2 separate regions of the Mus musculus genome follow, and region 1 is linked to region 2. The links are chromatin loops, found by intact Hi-C in ENCODE. Cell type or tissue: left cerebral cortex. All regions are shown on one strand.

Evidence for each region. A loop is a pair of places that touch in the nucleus more often than their neighbours do. Peaks named below come from ENCODE experiments on the same cell type or tissue, not always from the same donor. Only the 100,000 strongest peaks of a DNase experiment are listed, where the experiment ranks them.
Region 1: it touches region 2 in a loop (4-fold over the local background); 16 of 42 quality-filtered maps call a loop at or near these places.

The regions. Positions count from the first base shown.
Region 1 is chr2:72,035,208-72,043,207 of GRCm38, forward strand. All of the region lies in intron 3 of Rapgef4 (Rap guanine nucleotide exchange factor (GEF) 4), which reads left to right. Among named protein-coding and RNA genes, the nearest start is that of Gm29940, 16 kb to the right of the region's middle. In left cerebral cortex, CTCF peaks have their summits at 543 (motif pointing left), 3,136 (motif pointing right) and 7,098 (motif pointing left); DNase peaks (open chromatin) are centred at 585, 885, 3,160, 3,661 and 1 more place; H3K27ac peaks cover 929 bases.
Region 2 is chr2:71,895,334-71,903,333 of GRCm38, forward strand. Pdk1 (pyruvate dehydrogenase kinase, isoenzyme 1) reads left to right here. Exons shown (of 11, transcript NM_172665.5): 9 at 356-466; 10 at 2,314-2,427; 11 at 4,651-8,000. The coding sequence ends at 4,791. Among named protein-coding and RNA genes, the nearest start is that of Pdk1, 26 kb to the left of the region's middle. In left cerebral cortex, a CTCF peak has its summit at 3,329 (motif pointing right); DNase peaks (open chromatin) are centred at 195 and 3,323.

The sequences.
Region 1 (8,000 bases), 140 kb after region 2:
TAGAACATCTATCATAGCACTATATCCTTATGCCTATATACAGGGACTGGCTTCATCTGTAGGCACTTATATGCTGGTGTATTCGTAGGCTTGGATATGAGGCTCCATGACAGCGGTTCTAACCCTCCAGGCCCATCCAGATGCAGATCAACTAAATTTAAATTTAAATCTGACGTAGTTCAAAGTTTGAATTCTTCCTGTTGCCCACACACGAGAAAGAGTGAGTAGAGTTGGAGGTAGGAAGTGAAGAAAGAGAAAGAAAAAACAGTTACAAGAGATTGAAGCAGATTGGGAGAGGATAGCGCAGAGCTGTGCTCAGGGTCCAGTCACCGGAGAGGAGAGGAGAGAGCAGCCTTCCTTAGCTAGCCTGCGTCTCCATTTTCTTTCTCTGGGACCCTCTGTCTGTCTTCTCACCAAGTCAGAAAGGATACAGTGTCAAGCTCTCAAATGCACCCCAGTTTTACCCCTGTGTGGGGGACATTAGATGCTTTCTGGGCCAGAACTGAGCAGAGCAAGAAAGGCTTCTGGCGTAGGAGTGCCTCCTACAGGCGGCTGTGCACAGAGCATCCTACAAGCATCGCAGTGGCCATGCCCTGCGCAAGACCTGTGATCTCTTGGAAGCGCTGACTCATTTTTTCCCAGTGCTCATGCGGGTCAGGTGGGGCAGCCAGTTCCTTGTGACTCTGGGGCTTATGTCCTTGCCAACAATGGTGCCCGAAGGCTGGGGAGAGGGAAGGATAGAAGTGAGGCCAGCTGGCATCACAGTTGTGGGGAGAAGCCGATCCTGTCTTCTGCCTGTGATGCAGGCTCATAGTCCCAAGCCTTCACCAACACACCCACCCACTCATCCTTGACCACCTCTTAGATTTTGCGATGTGCGGTTAAATCAGCGTGGTTCTCCATTCCATAGCACACCCAAGCGGTGAAGTGGGATGGACAAGGGAAGAAAACGGACAACGGTAGGTTACAGGGTAGAGGCGTAACTGTTAGAAGGGATGTCGATGTGTTGTGTGGGCAGCTGGGAGAAAGAAAGGATCCTGACTCGGATGAAGGAGTGGGTGGTGGTGCCCCTGAAGAGGCAGGCATAGTATTTTTTGTGCTATAGATTTATTGGGTTTTATCGACTTGATACTTTTTCTTTTTCTGAAAAAGTTACCCTATTTCATGAGGCACCAGGAGGTTAAGAATGCATATATAAATATTCTATTTGCCTCATAAACTCCTATTACCTTCCGACCATTCTATATGCTATTTCCTTTTCCATCACTCACATTGTGCCAGGAGCTTAGGAACACCGTGTATGTGTGTGTGTGTGTGTGTGTGTGTGTGTGTGTGTGTGTGTGTGGCTTGAGCCCACCCATAGGTTGGCCCAGGTATGCTTCGTCATGCTCGTCCACAGAGAAGTCATGGTCTCCTTAGGATGATGGAGTGGCAAAGCTGAAGAGCTAGAGACCACTGGGACCCCCTGTCATCCCTGAGTCTTTCCTTTTCCATCAGTTAGTCAACATGCGTGGTGGCCTATTGAAGTGTCCAAAGGTGTCTCACTAGTATCCAGGGGATCTGCCCACCGGGATGCCTAAGATCACAGTAAAGAAATCCACCGATCCCACATTGTAGAGAAGTATGAAAATGATTCAGGGAGTGAGTGGGCCTGCCAGTGTCAGGCCTTCGCTGTGTGGTGAGGATGGGGCCCACTGGGCTTCAGGCCTAGGGATGGCTTACCTCCCCAGCACAGGGGTCCGGCCCACTGTCAGCAGCCAGAACTAGTTGGTGAGATAGGTCTTACTCAATAGCCCTGCTTGGCCCGAGACTTACTGTATAGAAGACAAGGCTGGCCTCAAACTCAGAAACGCACATACCTCTGTCTCCAAATGACACAAAATCCCATTGAGATCTGCATAGCTCATTTCTCAAGCAGTTACATTCTTCCTACTTCTGATGGACCCCAGAGCCACATCCTGCTTATGTGGCCTTGATTTCTGGGCAGCTAAGACCCCCCAAGCTGAAGGCTTCCAGAGCAACCTGACTGGGAGAGAGTAAGCCTCTGGATAGCAGGAGCACCTCCCACCAAGAGACCTTCCCCAAGACCTGATGCTCTTGTTCCCAGTTCCCGCATTGCTACTTTGTAACAACCGTGTTTGTCCTCAGCATCCTGGGAAATGCAGAGCCGCAACTCCTTGTGCCCTGGAGCTTTTAGAGACCTGCAAACCCTCACGCCTATCTTCGTGTTTTTATTCCATGCTTATTTTTCCTCACCACCAAGCTCGCTGCAATGTGCACTCACATCAGAGACATGTCTCCCAGCTTCTCAGACAGCCTTCTGGCCTTGGCCCTTCTTTTTGCTATCTTACAGAACTTTGACCAGCCAACAAGGGGGTGTGCCTACAGGCAGCATCCATGTCTAATGGTGTCCGACATGACATGTTCATGTAGGTTTCTGCTTGGCAACAGGCATCTTGTTTAGGAGTAGTCTCTCCAGTTCCCCAGTGACACTTTGTCTGCATCTCCAGGGACATCTTACCCTCAAAACAATACACACAAATAATAGCAATAGTGATGATGATGGTGGTGGTGATTATGATGATGATAGTAAACCTTAAAGTAGGCATATATACCTACTATATTAGACAACAGCACTCAACTCTCTCTCTCTCTCTCTCTCTCTGTGTGTGTGTGTGTGTGTGTGTGTGTGTGTGTGTGTGTACACAAGGCCTTGCTTTTCCCTGCAGATTTTATAGGTGAGGAGAATTTATGGTATAACAAATATTTAAATCCTAGAAACATGTATGCTTTTTTAGCAATTCTGGAAACACCTAAACTAAGGGAAATCTCCAATCATATCAATTCCTAAAGACTGACTGACTTTCATGTTTCAAAATAGAGAATGGTGCTTTATGATGTCACTAAAGCCTGTAACACTCACTGTTATCTTTATTTGATACAAACCCAGCAGCTGGGTTGGGTATGGCTATGCACAGTTAGATACGCTATGAACTGAGGCTAGTGGGTCCTACTCGCTGTATATAAAGCACTTAGTACAAAGCTTTGAATGAGCAGGGTCCCGGTGTTTTCTGCTAACTAATAAAAAGTTGATTGCCTAGACTGGAGAGCTGTTGGCTCCCATACCTGCAATGCTAGCAATGGTCACAAGAGGGCAGTGTTAGAACATGAAAACCAGGAACTGCAGCCCAGTATTTTGAAACTGCAGGAGTTTAAATTTTGTTCAGCCATTTCACTGGAGCAGAGATTCTGGGCTGCACTTGGCCTTGGTCTCCACTTCATTCCACCCCCTCATCTGTCATTGTGCCATTATCTGGCAATTTTTACTCTGGTTTTGAAAAAAAGACCTCTTGCTGTTTTTCTCTCTAAGGTCAAATAGAAAACCTTTAGTCATCCCTGCCTTTGCTTTTACAACACAGATGCCTTTGTTCATTGCAGTTTTGATTATTAAATTTGAAGTACAGCTCTCTCTCCCTTTCTCCCCACCCTCCTTCCCTCCCTCTCTCCCTCTTTCGCTCCCCCCCCTCTGTGTGTTTCCTTCCCTCCCTCCCTCCCTCTCCCCCGCTTCCTCTCCCTGATTCTTTCACTTGGCCACACACTCTGTTCGCTTTCCTTTCAGTGACATCACCATTTTTGGGAGACACTACTTGAACACATTTCTGAACAGTTTTACGAAGCCCAGAAAACGTAAAAGGTGGCAAGCTGGTTGCAGATGGTGTCACTGCTGACTCCCGCCGGAGCTCTGGCTGGGGCTGAGCTATTCATTAGGAATGGATATTTAGTTGACTTGGCATTCTGCACAACTCACCCTACATGTAGTTTTGTTGTTGAGTATTCTTTGTCCGGGTGACACAGTGCTGGCCAGTTCAGCTCTGCACTGGTTAGAAATGCCCGTGCCAGGCCGTGCTCTGCAAGCCAGCCCCAGCGAGCTTGCCTGATGTCCATCGGCTGCCCGACAAGCCGATTCCAGGGACACGCTCTGAAAGGAACCGGCCTTGCCGTTGCCGCTTGCCAGAAAACACATTTGACTTAGAAGTATCTTGCCTTCCTGCTTGGCAGTAAATCCTTTTGACACACGTGCAGTTGGATGCCTTGACAGACTCTGAAATTGGGTTCCATTTGATTTGATTACTTAAAAACGCTTAGAGAACTCAATAAATTCCAGGAGCAAATTCAAGCTCAGGAAGCAAAATGCAAGAGCTTTGAAACCTAGTGGCAAGTATAGGCTGGAAATGAACCCTGTAAAAACATCAGCTTTTAAAGAACTTATGCTTCTGAGTCTACCTATACACGTAAAGATAACCTAACACAAATAAGATTGTTAACTCTTGACTCAATGACACAGAAATGAATAAATTCTGAATAGCTAACAGGTCTGATAACTCTTCAGAATCACAGGATAATTTTTCATTTTCCATGAGTTCATCACAGACACAGCTCATGTCCCCAGATCATCTGCGCAGGCCAGGTTTCAGTGGACCATGATCGTACATTGTGACATGTAACCCTGGCCTTCTTACCACCGTGACCACTTCACAGTGTCCGTATGAACACATGTGAGACAGCTCTGGCGAGAATGTCTGCTTTAAGATGTGAGAACGCCACAATGCAGATGCACAAAGCAGATAAATTAAGAGGTGATTAGTCGCAGTACAAAAGGATTCTTTGATTTACAGCAGGATTGTCAGGAGGGTTTCTTTGAATACAAGCTCCCCCAGAGAGCTCAAGTGTTTTGCAGATCATTCAAACCACTTGACATCCAGACTGGGGGACAGAGAAACTTGGAATTTAAGTGTTGAAAGCCATCATTAGATGAAGCTTAATACAACACGACTATAGAGGTTCTCTGTTGTTTAAATAAAGGCAAAAATATAATTTGCTTTTTAGAAGTGTAGAAAACCTATACATGCGTGGCGATGTGACTGAGTTAGGAATTATATTGTATTATTTTTTATCTATTTAATTCTGGCAAGCTGACTCAGCCAGTAAAGGTGACTGCCACCAAGCCTGGTGACTTCAGTTCAAGTCCTGAAGCCCACACGCTAGAAAAAGAGAACCAACTCTTATAATTTCTCACAATGACCTCGTCGGGCATGCTATGGTATATGTATCACGGTAGCTTTCCCCCCCAATACAGAAATGTTTAAGATGTGTTCTGCTATTAATCTTTTTTAAACATTTATTTATTTATTTAATGTATACAAGTGATCTATCTGCATGTACACCTGCATGCCAGAAGAGATCATGAGGTCCCTTTATAGATGGTCATGAACCACCATGTGCTTGCTGGGAACTGAACTCAGGAACTCAGCCAGTGCTCTTAACTGTTGAGCCATCTCTCCAGCTGCTGATCTTGTTAAAGGCATTGTGACCATTTCACAGAGGTCTGAGAGGAGCCAAAGCCATGGAGGCAGTGTAATCTAGATCTGCCAAGGTTCAGGCCCCTTCCACATCAGCTCTGCCTGACTCTTGTCTCTGTGTGGACCTCCTTTGCCTCTTGTTTGGTGCCTGTCACCACAGGCTGGTTGGCATCCTTTGGTTTGGTCCCAGCATCTAAGATGGCTGTAGTTTTGTGTGGCAAAGACTCAGGCAGGTTTAGAAACTGGTACATGCAGACTGAGGTATACATGTGGACAGGGACTGTGTGGAATAATTGTATGCCAACTTGACACGGGCTGCAGTCGCCTGATAGGAGAGAACTCTGGAGTAAAAGCCTCATAAGATGGGGCTGTAGACAGCCTGTAGGGCATTTTCTTAATTAGTGATTCATGTCCGGAGGACCCAGCCAGTTCTGAGCGGGATCACTCCTGGGCTGGTGGTCCTGGGTTTTATAAGAAAGCAGGCTGAACAAGCCATTAGGAGCAAGTCAGTGAGCAGCAGCCCTCCATGGCCTCTGCAACAGCTCCTGCCCTGTTTGAGTTCCTGCCATGATTGGTTTCCATGATGAATGGTTATAAGGATTTTATGAGTGAAAGACAGCCTTTTCTTCCCAAGTTGCTTTGGGCTGTAGTGTTTTATCAAAGCGTTAACAGCCCTAGGTAAGTCAGGGAGTCAGAAGGCAGGCCCAGCGGGGAGCTGGACTCTACCCAGGTTCACTCGGAACTTTCCCCACAGAATGACTACCTGAGAGCCCTCGGTCTACAGATGTATTGTCAAATAATGCATCGGCAGGAACAGGAAGTCTGCAGCGAGGTAAAGAGACTGAGTAGTTTCTAGTCTCAGTTCTCCCTCTGCCTGTTTTGGATAAGATACTGAGCATCTTAGAGTCTGAATCTGTCTAACTTCTGAGACAGCGATAACAATGATGATAGTGCGGACCACTGTAATAACAGTCCTAACCTCAAAAATCCTACAGGCTTCAAATTCTGAAACTTTTGAGTGCTAGGAATGGAATTTTCTACGTCTGATCCGATATGACAGGTAATTCAGACACAGTTCAGGGAATGGAGTGATCACTTGGTCGATAAAATACCTGCCAGAGAAGCACTAGGACTGAGTTCAGCTCTCCAGTCCCCCAGGCATGGCCACACCATTGGTAGGTTCCAGGAACTGGGAGGGATGGAGGCAGGTGGGTCCCAGGAGATGGCTAGCCAGCCAGCCTAGCCAGTTGGTGAGTGCTGAAATCAGTGAGAGGCCCTGTCTCAAAGGATCCTGTCTCTGGTCTCCACGTGTGCACACACATGTATATACAAAACACAGCTTAGTGTGTGTACACATTTGTTTGGAATATTGCATGAAGTTATTTTCAGAATGTGCATAAGGAAATGTGACATAGAAGTGATTGTGTGTTTAGAGAGAGGTTCCTCCTGCAAAGTATCTCCCGATTTTGTGTGTGTGTGTGTGTGTGTGTGTGTGTGTAATGCAAATATCCCACAGTCTTAAAAAATGGAAACTCTTCTGATCCCAGGCATCTCGCTCAGCCTCTGTCATCAATCGGAACACCCAGGAGAGATTAAGCGTTTGTTTCTAGTCATGCTGTGTTCAAATAACACGGGCCAAAGAGACATCACGATCAGAACGGTACTGCGTCATGGGACAGCATTCCACTTCCATCCATGCAGAGGTCTTGTCCTGGGGATCTTACGCCACCTTCTGGCCTTCCAGGGCACTGCACTCTTTAGTTTTCAAACCTTTAGTTTGAAAGGTCCTCAAAGCTAATACACACCAGGGTATTTGCTCACCGCTGTTCCTGTTCCCAAGAAGGTCTGACTGCATTCTTCATTCTCTGTGGCACTGAAAACACGTTTCCCCCCCTCATTTGCCCTTAGTGAGCAATCTGCAGGCCAACAGAATAGACAGACACTGTTGTCAAGATTCCCTGTGCGATAAGCATGGCAATATGAGCCTACCTGTAGCCCATGAACAGGCTTTAAAGAAATGTCATGTCACATGTAGAGACAGACATGTTCAGTGACAGGCAGAGATGTTCAAGCTTTGAATTTTGACCTGTGAAAATCTAGAGAGACAGTAGTATGGATGCCGGGGAACTGTCTCTTTTAGATTCTCCCACATTTATCTTGCCTTTCAACCTGTGTGCTGAGTAATCTATTAATCCCAACGCTTAGGAGAAAGTTCGGATGTGATTTATTTGATAATTTTTCCCTAAGCCCATAGGAAACTCAAATTCCAATGTCGGTTAGTCTTTAGAAAATACAGATAGTTTCTGATCCCTTCCATTTCCCTGTGCTCAATTATCTCAGTGCTTAACCAAGACCTCCCGGATTCCAATTCCTAAGGAAATTTGTTCTTAAAAAGTATTCTGAACCTCGTGCAACTGAAGTTTGAAGCTTCTGACAAGGAGGAGAGGGTTCCCAGCCTGAAGTTCAGGATGAGAACGTGTGTTAGTTTGGATGCGGTGCTGGGTGGAATCCAGACCCTTGTGCATGCTAGGCAGGTGCTATACTGCTGGTACTGTCACACGTGGCTCTTGTCTTTAAATTTGACTGGTGCAAACATGAAGAAGAAGACTTGGGAAGGACTGATCACACACTCACTTCTGG
Region 2 (8,000 bases):
TGGCTACATAGTATTCTGTTTTAGAATGCACTTTATGTGGTCCCTGTGTGGGCTACTCTCTGGTTTTTCTTAAAACCATGATGGATATTCTCATGTGTACTTTGCCTGCTTTAGTTTTTTTAGGATAGACGTAGGAGGTGGTACTGTTGTGTAGAGTGTCCTTGCTTTTTTTATTTATTTTATCCTGATTATCATATTGTCCACCAGGAAGGATTAACTCTGTGTTAGCCACACCATTCAGGGCAGTGTTAAAGTTTGCAGCTTGGATTCCCAAAAGCAGCCTTCACCCCAAAGTAGTTAAGTCAGGATTCTGCAAGGTGTGGGCCCGGTTACAGTTTGGTCCTTTTTCCTTTAGATGAGTGACCGGGGAGGCGGTGTTCCACTGAGGAAGATCGACAGACTCTTCAACTACATGTACTCAACCGCACCCCGGCCTCGTGTTGAAACGTCCCGTGCTGTGCCCCTGGTATGTGCCAGAGAAAGGCTGTGGTGTCCGCCAACCACCATCAGAATGTGACTTCCCCAAAACCAGTTAAGCCGATTTCACAGGAGCTCACAAGGAAGGAAAATGCTTCCAAACTTTTTTTTTTTTTTCATTATAGAATAGAGTTTATTCAGGGCATGGGGAGGGGAGTTGAGAGGGTAGTAGAGGCAGAGAAAGGCAGAGAGAAGGAGAGAGCAGAGAAGCAGAGGCTGGCCATGGCCACTTGGAGAGAGGGGGAAAGGGACTGGGGAGAGTGGGAACAAGAGGGCAAGAGGCAAGATCGTAAGAGAGCACTTCAAAACTTTAGAGACAAATACTTCTGCCTGAATTAAAGAGCCCTGGGGCTTATTTTTAATTGAAACAGGCACAAGACAGATCATAGTTTGAGGTTTTTCTGGTACTCTTGGTGTCGCCATCACAGTGGTCTTTCCTGTGGCAAGCCATATATACCAATCTATTTCAATATGAAGACTGCATATGGATCGTACTAGTCATTGGTCATCGCTGACTTGACATGAGTTTTCCCTCAAGCATTTGTATTTCGAAAGACCTCGTTGATAGACACAACTGAAAGTCTGCTTTCTCTTTATTGTTCTTCAGTTCACCTGCTGTTGCCTCCAGTGCCCTGGGATTAAAGGCAATGCCACAATGCCTATTTTTTTTTAATATATTTTTTTAAATTGTATGTTTGTATTTATTTAGTCTGTAAGTGTCTGAGTGTGTTTGGTTGCAGCTCAGCCCTAGGGCATGGAGAAAGTTGGAGATTGGGTAGTTGATTTGAAGAGCCACCTAGAAACACGGGAATATAAAATAATTAGTACAAGTGTGATGACTCTGTGGGAAAACACCGACAGCATCGTTTGATCTCCAGATTCCATGGTGGCAGGACAGAGCCAACTCCTGGAAGTGGTCCTCCCCTCCACGCATAGAACATGATAAGCACATACCTGCACTCATACACACACGAATAACAATATAAAAAATAATCAGTGGGGGGAAAAGCCAGAGCCCATGCATGATCTTAGTGAGTGACTCTTCTGTTGGCATGAACACTAATGCCATGCTGTGAGCAATACCACAAAAGCATGGCTTACTGATGGGAGCCACTTTTTACCTTTCCTCAAGTGTCTGCAGAATTTACTCAGGTAAAGAAGGACCAGACACTGGAAACAGGATGAAGACACGGAAGTCCTATGTTGAAGGAAGTCAGGGAAGGAGATTGGCTCCACCAGACAGGAGAGCAGGCGGCAGAGACCTGATCTTGTCTTGGAAGCTCTTTCTAGAAGCTTGGCTTTTTAATCTCTCGGGTGGTGGTGGTGGTGGGGGTGTCGTACTGGAATGCTTTGAAGATTCTGGAGCAGGGAAGTGATCTGTCAGGGAGAATAAGAAAGTGAATTATCACAGATTATTTCCAGGTTCAGAACAAAGGCTGGAAATCCATGGCGTGAAGTCCTGAGATTCCTATCTATTGTTCGTAAAGCTGCAACAAGACATTTTCTAGTCTTGCTCCTAAATGAAACTGTGTGCTTTATAGGAAATTGCTGAAAGCTATATTGGGAGAACCCTGGAGCAGGACAGCAAAGAAAAGCAATATGCCTTCTTCAGACTACCACAGATCATTTTATAGACCGAATAAAAGGCTTTAGGTCCACAATTGTTGAGCTGATGGGCTGAGCTAAACTCCAGCTTAACCCTTCCGCATGACTGCATTTTACGGGCTCCGTCCGCTGCACAGGTTGTTGGCTTTGCAGTTCTCCGTGGCATTATCTTAGCTAGAAAAGTGTTCCAGCGTGTGGGACTCTGAACAGAACTGTTTTCTTGTCGAACAGGCTGGGTTTGGTTACGGATTGCCCATATCACGCCTCTATGCACAGTACTTCCAGGGAGACCTAAAGCTGTATTCCTTAGAGGGCTACGGGACAGATGCGGTTATCTACATTAAGGTAATAACCAAGGATCCTTGATTTAATTGTACTGAAAAGTTTTCTAATTTGCATATGTATGTGTGTGAGTTTATGTGTACCGTATGTATCCAAGAGCCCTCAGAGGCCAGAAGTGGGTATGAGATCCCTGGAACTGGAGTTACAGACAGTTGTGAGATACTGTGTAGGTAGGTGCTGGGAACCAGGCCTTGGGTTCTCTATAGGAGCAGTCAATACTTTGGGCCACTAAGCCATCTCTTCAGCCTGTTAACCCAACTTCTTTTAATGATAAGAAAAGATAAGAATGAAAAACTGGAATGGGATTTTAGTAAACCCCATGCTATTAATAAATATAGAGATATGGGAATGCAACGACTTTGATGGTTGAGGGCAGTGGGAAAGAAGTAGAGAATCCTGAATGTACAAGAAAGACCCTGGGTTCACTCCAGCACTGTAAAAAAGAAGTAAGTCTAGTTTTCATGTGAAACATGACCAGTCACCGAGCTGTTTTGTTTTGTGTTTTGTTTTTGTTTATTTATTTATTTTTGTTTTTCGAGACAGGGTTTCTCTGTGTAGCCCTGGCTGTCCTGGAACTCACCCTGTAGACCAGGCTGGCCTTGAACTCAGAAATCCGCCTGCCTCTGCCTCCCGAGTGCTGGGATTAAAGGCGTGCACCACCACGCTGGGCTCAAGCTGCTCTTTTAAAATAAAATGTTAGTTTGTCATGGGCACACATGTACATGAGGTCAGAACAACTTGCCAGAATTAGTTCTCCCCTTTCCTCGTGTGGGTTTGGAGATTAGATTCAGATCATTAGGCTTGATGGCAAGCACCTTTACCCACTGAGCCACGCATACTCAAACAAATCAGTGTAATGATTAAAGAATTGGTTACGCCTTTGCTGCCTCCAGTTTCTTGCTCTGGCCACTAGATGGCGCCTATTTTATAGGCTATGCTTGAAAATGCTGTGAAAAAAGTTGGCCTGAAAAGAATAAATTCTTTATAGCCATGTTATTTCCCCTCACATGTCATTGTGAGGAACTTAAGTATGACTATATGAGCATGATAATTTTAACAGTAAATGTAGCATCTTGGTCTGTATTTAGACTGCTCAGAGCGTGGAGGTAGTAAGTTTTTCTATTTGGGAAAAACCAGAACTCAAGCGATATGATGGAGTCATCACGCCCTGTCCCATTACAGACCTTATTCAGCATCACCAGGAGTGAATTTCTAGTTCCATCCTGTCAACATCATCTTGGGGAATACCAGGGGCCTATTGTCAAAGTTCTGACAATTCCTACTGTGAAGACAGTAACAGAAAGCATAGTTTATCGCTGGGTCCCATTATTTACAGGAAGCTGTAGAGCAGGGAATGGATGGTTGTGTGGGGAACAGAAATCCATGGTTAGGGACCGAAACTGCCCTTAATGCAGGAGGAGAAAACAGCATTGCTTAGCGATATAGTGCTTGCTTTACAAGAAAGACCCCGTGTTCAGTCTTCAGCCTGGGTGCTGGGCAGTGAAAACAAACTTGTGTTTGGGCCCCAAACACAAGGACCAAGCACTGTTCATCGAAAAGCCTCTGGAGATGCTTAGACCGAGCTCTGTGTTTACTGATGCCAATACTGGTGTGTTCAGTTTTTAATTTTTATAGAAGATTATTTTATGTGTACAAGTGTTATGCTTACATGTGAGTCTCTGTACTACATGTCTGCCTGGTGTGTGTGGAAGTCAGAATAGGGCATAAGGTTTTCTGGCTCGGAGTCATAGGTAGTGGTGAGCCAGCATGTGTGTGCCAGGAACCGAACCCAGTTCCTGTGCAACAACAAGTGCTCTTAACCACCGAGCCATCTCCGTTCCTGCATAGTAACGCTTTTAATAATACATTACTATATAGTGAAAAAGATTGGCTTTCTTCTCAATAAATCTGTGTATGAATATTAAGGTAGTAGTAGCAGACTCCTGGCTGGGCTTGCACTTTTCAAGAGATGTCTGTTCTGCTTGGGTAGACTTTTCCAGGCTGGCTAGCGGATACCTGAAGCATCAAACCCAACTAGTGTGTTACCAGTGCTCCAGTTGTAGTAAATAGCATTTCCTAATGTATCCACCCTGAAGATGGTGTGTGGTTAGTAACTAGTTGATGAGATGCCAGCAGAACCCTGTTTACTTTGTGGTCGCTGTTTGCCACTGTATATTATCTCAGATAACGAACTCTCAGAAGTGTCTGACTTCTTTTCAACCCCAGGCTCTGTCGACAGAATCCGTCGAGAGACTCCCTGTGTACAATAAAGCCGCCTGGAAGCATTACAAAGCCAACCACGAGGCTGACGACTGGTGTGTGCCCAGCCGAGAGCCGAAAGACATGACCACATTCCGAAGCTCTTAAACGCACATGGGACGCCTGGCACATCCACATGTGGTTTCTGCTAAATTTGGAAGACATGTATTTGGAACCACACTGTTCCAAATATTTCACGTGTGATCTTCACAATTAGTGTTTGCTGAAGCTCCTAAAGGATCGGTTATGCCAACTGTATTCTGATGTGTTGGGTTAATTGGGCGTGGTTTTGAACACACATAATTTTGGTCAACTACCCTTGGTATGGTATGGGGTGTGAAGTTCCTGGTTTCTGTAGGAAGCTGAGTATTTCTTTCAAGTTTTCACTTACTTCTGCTAGAAGCATCTGAAGAACGTGGAGTAGCTGGCTAGCGGCCTCTCTGCTTTTGGAGTTCTATCATCTGTGAGTGGTGACACCTAGTCAGATGGTCTTCTTATCTCCCACGAAGAACAACACAGTGATCCGTTAGAACCCACACAGGTTGTCAGAGTGCTGAAATGAATTGATCATGGCATCATTTTTTTGCAGTGGATTGTAATGACTGGTTCCCCATGGAGCTAAGTCCAGAGCGTGGTTATCGAGTTTACTGTCAGCACAAGGGATTTTCTTTAAAAACAAAGTCTCACTGTGTAGCCCCAGCTGGCCTTGAGCTTACAAAGCCCTCGGTGTCCTGAGCGCTGGAATGAGAAGGGTGTGCCACCACATCTGGCTTACAAGAGAAACGTTAGTCCCAAAACAAGCCAAATGGCAGCAGAGAGTAAACTGTTTGGGAAGCACCAAGTGGCCCAGGCCGAGCTGACCGACTGCTGAGGTGATCTGAGGATGAGCGTGAGATTCTCTGGGTCCCACCCAGGGATCCAGAGGCTGAAGGCCAGGGACCAGGTGAGGCTCATGGCTGGCCTGGCTGGAACTATATTTGGGAGTGAATCGTGACTACTGCTGTTGTCAGAGTGACAGACTAGATTGGGAAGCTTGTCGGGTTGCTACACATTAGGGGACATAATCTGAATCTCAAGCCTGGTGCAAGCTAAAGCATTAGCGGGAAGACCAGGGTGACAGCGAGAGGTCAGGTGACCAAAGGCTCAGCCACCTTGGTTTCCAGTGGTGACTAAGAACATGTATTTTTCTAAAATATCCAGATTTTTTTTTTAAATCAAAGAAAAGTCAGCTTATATTAACTACAGAATTCATTTGCAGCTATGTGTTGATTTAAAGTCTGCAACAAACGCTTTGAAGTATTGATGTTATTTGTGTTAGAATACAAACCTATGGAGCAGGTAATGACACCTGGGTTCTCTCTCAGTGACCCAGAGTCACACAGAATTGGTGCCCCAGCCTGAGCTGTCTCTGCTGATCACTGTCCACTGTCTGGGATATTTATAACCTCCTCTGTTAGGTGATGGGGAAGTACTTGGAAAACATGCTTTGCCACTTGCCTAGAGGGATTTGGGGGTTTGGTTTGGAAAATGTAGTGAGTTAAAACATGTCACTCTTGACATGTTTTATCCAGTCTTCACTCTGTGTCCTACACATACATACATCTGTAATACAAAAGCCAAATCATGTGACATGGCACAAAATAGAACTTTGGTGCCAGTGATAGGAACATGCAGCCTGAGCATGCGCCAGGGTGGTCAGCCCAGATCCTTAGCTGAGAGGTGAGGGGCCTGAAACTCAGGTCCTATTGGCCCAGGGTTTTTAGCTAATACTACCAAATGTTGGAAAATATACACCGTATACCTGCTGTTTCTAATTGAGGACTTTGTAAGAAATAATAGATCATGCTCCTGAGTGGCATTTATTCAGTGTATTGCACTTACTAGCTTTCAATTACACTTTACTGCAATGATGAAATATTTTGGAATCTTTTGTACAACTGTCAATAAACGTACTATTTTTACTTGTGAAATACTTTGCCCTCTCCAAGGAATTAAAAAAAATTATCCCCCTCTCTGCTTAAGAGCTAAGAAATGTTTTCAGACAAGAAGAATTTAAAATTAGTTTACTTTAGATTCTTTTTAAGGTGTAGCACCTTTTTGCTCTGTTGTAATGGTAATGGATGGAGACAATGTGACAAAGCTCTAGGGGACGCTTTCCAGAGTTACTTTTAAAGACACCTGGAAGGTTTTTAGATTCTTAAGGTGAGCCATTTTGTCTGCCAGCGATAGTTTTATGTGGTTTAGGTATGAAAATAGAGTTGATGGTTGGGGAATGGACAGCAAGTGATTTTTATAACCTGGGCAGTTAGTGAGTGTGCCAGTGTAGTGTAGGAAAGGATTGTAAGAATATTTCACCAGGCAGTGGTGGCGCACGCCTTTAATCCCAACACATGGGAGGCAGAGGCAGGCGGATTTCTGAGGCTAGCCTGGTCTACAGAATGAGTTCCAGGGCAGCCAGGGCTATACAGAGAAACCCTGTCTCGAAAAATAAAAGACTATTCCACACTGTAATTCCAAATGCTGGCTGGTTTTGATGCCTTTACATTTAATAATGGTCAGTGTCTTACACTGAGATTTCTACATGAAGACATAGAAGCAGAATTCTACCGCAGCGTGGTGCATTTTCGGGGTGACTGAAAACTGAAAAGATGGATCAGCTTTAAAAAAAAATTTGAGCCACTTAAGGATCTTAGAAATATACTCGTGTCCTTTAGACAGCAGTCTGTTTCATCATCAAGACTCAATATCTGTACAGGTTCAACGAATTGTAACTAGTTGCCAGCACTGGCTCAGTGGGTAAAAGCATGGCCATCAAGCCTGGGTTAGGGATAGGGTTGGAGATCTTTCCTCAGCACGAATGGTGGAATTAGAGAAAGAACCAACCATCCTGTGAGTTATCTGTGGTTCTCCACACGTGCACTGTGCACATGCGCATCCCCTACATACACCACACTAATAACTGTAGCCAGGTGTCTTGCACTCTCAACCATCTCCTAGCAGTGCTTGAGGCAGGCTTGCACTGTAGATAGCCTAGTGGGCAAAGCAGGTAGAGTTCGTGTGCTTAGAGTTATCCTAGATTTCCCTTTTCTAATACACTGCCAATGATTGACATGTGCTGGAGAACTGGTGGATAATTTTGAAGAGCTGTATAAGTAAGTCATTTTCCACAGTAGAAATAACAGTAGGGAAAGGCTTAGTGTAACTGGCACTGCCTTCTACTCAACACTGGTGGAATCTCCTTTAGTCAAGACAGAGTATGTCCTATTGCTCGTTGATAGCGTGGGTCCACCACGCCTGCCTTTCACCGTTACAGCGGC